2 separate regions of the Homo sapiens genome follow, and region 1 is linked to region 2. A link is an interaction called in ENCODE POLR2A ChIA-PET data of the cell type or tissue named here. Cell type or tissue: HepG2. All regions are shown on one strand. Links, peaks and the distances in the headings refer to the core of each region. The heading gives the core; the rest is flanking DNA.

What was found. ChIA-PET counts read pairs that join two places held together with the same protein. Peaks named below come from ENCODE experiments on the same cell type or tissue, not always from the same donor. Only the 100,000 strongest peaks of a DNase experiment are listed, where the experiment ranks them.
Region 1: POLR2A ChIA-PET joins it to region 2 with 9 read pairs; 5 of 35 experiments call an interaction of 5 or more read pairs at or near these places.

The regions. Positions count from the first base shown.
Region 1 is chr17:77,285,386-77,288,287 of GRCh38, forward strand. All of the region lies in intron 1 of SEPTIN9 (septin 9), which reads left to right. Among named protein-coding and RNA genes, the nearest start is that of SEPTIN9-DT, 4.9 kb to the left of the region's middle. RefSeq lists enhancers at 63-627, 430-1,629, 628-1,190. In HepG2, for the core only: no CTCF peak of the experiment used is centred there; DNase peaks (open chromatin) are centred at 966, 1,386, 2,150 and 2,426; H3K4me3 peaks cover 2,025 bases.
Region 2 is chr17:77,100,387-77,103,288 of GRCh38, forward strand. It overlaps a transcript of SEC14L1 not described here. Among named protein-coding and RNA genes, the nearest start is that of MIR6516, 12 kb to the left of the region's middle. In HepG2, for the core only: no CTCF peak of the experiment used is centred there; DNase peaks (open chromatin) are centred at 1,535 and 1,855; H3K4me3 peaks cover 792 bases.

The DNA of each region.
Region 1 (2,902 bases), core at 138-2,637, 190 kb after region 2:
GGAGATTCTTTTTTTATTTTTTATTTTTTTGAGATGGAGTCTTGCTCTGTTGCCCAGGCTGGAGTGCAGTGGCACGATCTCGGTTCACTGCAACCTCTGCCTCCCAGGTTCAAGCAATTCTCATGCCTCAGCCTCCTGAGTAGCTGGGATTACAGGCATGTGCCACCGTGCCCAGCTAATTTTTGTATTTTTTAGTAGAGATGGGGTTTTACCATACTGGCCAGGCTGGTCTCGAACTCCGGACCTCAGGTGATCCACCCGCCTCAGCCTCCCAAAGTGCTGGGATCACAGGCATGAGCCACCGTGCCCAGCCACTCTGGAGTTTCTCTGTGGCTTTCAGGAGATTCCTGAAGGGGCACCAGCCACGATTAAAAAGCTCTATGCTGTCGTGACTTCTGAGTCCTGGGCAGGGAGGGAGGCTGCACCCACACAGGAAGCAGCTTCTGCCGTGATTCAGTGTGCTGGCTCGCCGTGGTGGACAGGGCTGCACCCTCACCCAGCGCCCCGGGAGCTGACTTACGGGAAGGGCAAGGAATTGCACCCTCAGAGAACACTTCCCCAGTCAGCTAACCCGGTGACAGGCGAGCGTGGGAAGGGCACAAGCACAGGGTTTCTTCCTCTTCTCCCCCAGCCCCGTCTCCGCGCCTGTTCTCGCTGCCTCTTGCCTCCTCACGTCCAAGCTTGTCTGCTCTGGCGCATTCAGGGGACCTGGACTGGAGAGAAAAAGCCACCTCGTACGGTTAGTCTGTGGCTCTGTCTGACTTGTGTCCTCCGCCGAGGCCCCTCAGTTGTGAGACAGCTGGCTGAGCCTAAGTCCTGGGGCCAGCCCTCTCCCTAGTCTGTTGCAAAGGTAGAAAGGCATGCCCAGGCAGGGGCCACCTGCCCTGCCCGCTCACGCCAGACCGCAGGCACTTGCCCGTCAGATCTCCCCGGCCTGCCCAGAGGGATTCTGATAGCCGAGGGCAATGCACCTGGCAGCGGAGCATTGCGTTTGCGACAGTCCACCTTCTTCCTGGAACCACCCCCCACAAGTGTGACCAGCTCAAGCCAGGACAGGTACAGGGGGACCCAGGATTGCCACTTAGGGGCAGTGGTCTGGAATCCAGGTCCAGGTGACATGGGAGCCAACCCTCTGCTTGGAGATCCCAGGTGGGTGTTTGCAGAGGACATCTCACTTGAGGACCCATGGAAGGGGACACTTCCCACCCCCTACCTGGTCCTTGGGCTGCCCTCCTCTGACACTCTCCTGCCATCCCAGGCAGCCCTGACAGCCCCATGTGACTGGGACCTAGAGGTGGCCCCTGTTTCCGCCCCAGTGTTTGTCCACAGGCAGTGTTGCGTGGGCTCTGAAGTTTGCCTAAGATGGACCTGATAAGGGGAGTTCAGTACACATCAGTGCAGGCCCGGCCAGGGGGTGATGATGGCAGTTCCTGGGCAGATCCAGCTGGCTTTAGGGTAGGAGGGGCTCCAGAGAGAGGCTCCAGGCCCCTAGGGGTGTGAACCTTTGGGGTGAGGCGGGAAGTGACGCGCTGGGTTCCTGCGCCTCTGTTTGTTGGAGCTATTACCTTGGAAACATCCCAGCTCTAGGCGGTTGCCAGGGATTTATGGGGATCAGTGGGTGCCAATCCCTGGGTGAAGCCCTCGGGGCTTGTACACAGCACACAGCGCTGTGGCCCCATGGCTCACTTTGCTGTGTGAAGTGGCTCAGTCTCCGGGAGAGTCCTTAGCCAGGCAGGCCTGACGGCAACTGCCAGGTCATGGTGATCTGGAATCGCTGACCAAAGGGAGTCAGTCCTGGTGGGTGGAGGGACTTGGTGGGCAGCCATCGTGATGCCAGGCATGGGGATCGTGTGTCACCCAGGCCTGTGGGTGCCGAGCTTCTGTGGGAGCAGTGAAGTGCCCCCGTGGCCGATGGGCTGGTCACCCCTGCCCCTTTCCTGATGTGACAGTTGTGCCTGGGCCCCGGGAAATTTGCCAGGAGGCCTGGCATTGGCCTGCTCTACTGGAGCGGCCCTGCTGAGCTGTGAGCTGCCCGTCTCCCTGAGGTTCCTAGCCCATTTCAACTCTCCATGTGGATTTGGTCATTCATTCCAGAAGCGTCTGCCGGGCGCTGCTGAGTGTCAGGTTCTGTTTGCCTCCTCTCCTGTACGCTGGAGGCTCTGGGCACCAGCTCTGCAGGGTGGCCTGGCCTTGGGTCTCCAGGGTAGAGCATGGCACTCTCTGCTCCCAGCCCAGTTTCTCTCTGCTTTATCTCCCTGACCCCACCCTGGGCATGGGCCCATTTGCAGCCCCTGTGAAGGGAGACATTGAGCTGTTGCTGGCAGAGGAGGGGCGGCTCCTGGGCACTGCTTGCCAATGGCCTCTCGGCAGCTCTGTGACAGCTGAGCTTTGTTCCCAGCCTAATCTGACCTGGTTCTCCAAAGCATGACTGTTGGCAGCCTGAAAACCTCCAGGACAGGAAACAGGAGTGGCGCAGGGAATGTAAGATGATCCCAGCTTCAAGTCACTGGGCGGCCCTTAGACCCAGGCTGCCTGCTGTCTCTGGCAGGAACTCAAGTCGCTGGTCATCCTCAGAGCGGTGTTGGCCCGGGGCCTTCAGTGGCCTTTGTGTCTGGGTGAGAGGAACCCTGGATGGCCACTCTGCCCTGAGTGTGTGGGTCCCCAGAAGTGCTGGGTTAGGGGGCACGGAGGGCCAGAAAGTCCCCTTTGGAGCGCTGGACTCTCTCGCTGACTCCTACCCCACCCCGGCCTGGGGTTTCAGAGAAGGGGTCCAGGCAGGAGTGTCATCTTTTCTCAATGGGGATGTGGCTTCAGTCTCTGTCCAGGTGGGTGCATTGCTCTCTTTCCGGCTCCTCCCAGGCTGCTTAAATGACCTGTGACGAGGCCTGCGCCATGGCCGGGG
Region 2 (2,902 bases), core at 121-2,620:
CTTTTTCTTTTTTTTTTTTTCTTTTCTTTCTCTCTCTCTCTCTTTTTTTTTTTTTTTTTTTTTTTTTTGAGACAGAGTCTCACTCTGTTGCCCAGGCTGGATTGCAGTGCTGTGATCTCGGCTCACTGAAACCTCTGCCTCCTGGGTTCAAGCAAATCTCCTGCCTCAGCCTCCAGAGTAGCTGGGACTACAGGCGCCCACCACCACGCCCGGCTAATTTTTGTATTTTTAGTAGAGACAGGGTTTCACCATGTTGGTCAGGCTGGCCTCAAACTCCTGACCTCAAGCGATCCACCCACCTCGGCCTCCCAAAGTGCTGGGATTACAGGAGTGAGCCACCGCGCCCAGCCTGGGCTTTCTCTGAACCTGCTGCTAAATTCTTCCCACACTTCCTGGTGGCCTCTCAGCGTAACTTTACGTAAGGTCAATCAAGTTAATTTATCCATTCCAATTTTTTTCTTAGATGAGTGAGAGAAGACTTTTCATACAATTGATTAAAGTTTTGTTACAATATTGTATGCAGGGGTCAGGCTGTAGTAGTCCAATTCATAAGTTCACATTTAGGTAGGGATATTTTATAGGAAAATATAAGAGCTGGATTATTGTTGTTAGGCCAAATCTAGAGTCACAGGCTGATGGTTCTGACAGGCAGCTGGTTGGGTAACTGGTTTCCCAGAAAACTCCTTCCCAATCTTGCCAGTCTCTACCCAGAAGCAAGTTATGAATTTATTAATTATATCAGGTAGAAAGGGCTCTGTCCCAAGCCTGGTTTAGTGTTAAGCATATAGTCCCTCTCTTTTTTTTTTTTGAGACAGAGTCTCGCCCTGTTGCTCTGTTGCCCAGGCTGGAGTGCAATGGCACAATCTCGGCTCACTGCAACCCCAGTCTCCCAGGTTCAAGCAATTATCCTGTGCCTCCTGAGAAGCTGGGATTACAGGCGCACACCACGCCAGGCTAATTTTTGTATTTTTAGTAGAGATGGCGTTTCACCATGTTGGCCAGGCTGGTCCCGAACTCCTGACCTCAGGTGACCCGCCCACCTCAGCCTCCCAAAGTGCTGGGATTACAGGCATGAGCCACTGTTCCCGGCCCCTCTTTTTTGACCAGACATAATAACTGTCATGGTTAAATCCCTGTCTTGGTTCAGAAGGCCCACGTTGTTGCATTTTTGGTCTAAGAATATAAGTGAATTTGTTGTCTAGTTGAGTGCTTCCCAAACAATTTGCAAAGGACTCCCCTGGGGATCCCATCAAAATGCAGCTTCTGGTGGTTCTGTGGGTCTGGCCTGGGCTGGAGATTCGGCAGTTCTCACAAGCTCCCAGGCCATGCTGATACTGCTGGTCTGAGGACCACTCGGTCCTTTCTCAGGGATGGTGGGACTTAGGCGTGGACTTACTTTGTAGAACACATCATCCTGACTATTGGTGGTGCTCATTTACACGTTGATGTAATTCCTTTAAACCAGCGTCCTGTGTTAGGGAAAACGTTCCCAACAGTCCCGTTGCGGTCACCATTTCTTGTAGTTTATTCACCAGGGTCTCTATGTCATGCAAGCTGGGTTCTCTGAGGTCTCTTATTTACATAGGTACATCAAGAGGCAATGATTAACATCCAAAGACCTCTTTGCTATTTGCTTAACAAAACTGCAGTCATCTGTTGGGGAAATATAATTTAAAAACAAAATCCCCCAACCCAGAAAGCCTCGCCACAAAAGTAAAAGCAAAAGAAAACAATTTTATGATTGAATAAGCATTAAACCAAAACGCGTTGAGCATCACAGGCAGCCCACTGAAAGAACTGCAGAGACAAATCTCCCGCTTTGATACAGCTAAGTGGATACAGCCCATGCACTGTGTAAGTGGGTTTTGCCATTTAGAATCAGGTGACAGCTGAAGTTGGGATCATCCCCTCCGGAAAACAGTTATCTTCCTTGATGATTACAGTTCACGTGGGTGGCTCAGGTCCTTGGGGAAACATGACTTGAGTTGGGGGAAACTGGCAGGAGACTCATTTAACCACTTGAAAGCTGTATACACTTTTGAAAAGGACAGAGAAAGAAATTCTGAAAGGATATGGAAGTGAAGGGTATCTTCCCTTGTTTTCTTTCTCTTCTTTTTTCTTTTTTTCTTTTTTTTGAGAGGGAGTCTCACTCTATTGCCCAGCCTGGAGTGCAGTGGCGTGATCTCGGCTCACTGCAACCTCCCCCTCCCAGGTTCAAGTGATTCTCCTACCTCAGCCTCATGAGTAGCTGGGATTACAGGCACATGCCACCACACCGAGCTAATTTTTGTATTTTTAGTAGACACAGGGTTTCACCATGTTGGCCAGGCTGGTCTCAAGCTCCTGACTTCAGGTGATCCTCCCACCTTGGCTTCCCAAAGTGCTGGGATTACAAGCATAAGCCACCATGTCTGGCCTTTTTTGTTTATTTTAAAGACAGAGTCTTACTTTGTGGCTCAGGCTGGAGTACAGTGGTGTGATCATGGCTTGCTGTGACCTCGAACTCCTGGGCTCGAGGGATCCCCCCTACTCAGCCTCCCAAGTAGCTGGGACTATACAGGTGCATGCCACCATGCCTGGCTAATTGTTTTACTATTTTTTAGTAGAAGCGAGGTCTCACTATATTGCCCAGACTGGACTCGAACTCCTGGCTTCAAGTGATCCTCCACCTCGGCCTCCTAAAGTACTGAAATACAGGCATGAGCACTGCTTGGCCTGAAATGATTTTTCTTTCTTTTTTTTTTGAGAGGGAGTCTTCCTCTGTAGTCCGGTCTGGAGTGCAGTGGCACGATCTCAGCTCACTGTAACCTCTGCCTCCCAGGTTCAAGCAATTCTCCCACCTCAGCCTCCTGAGTAGCTGGGATTACAGGCACATGTGACCATGCCTGGCTAATTTTTGTAT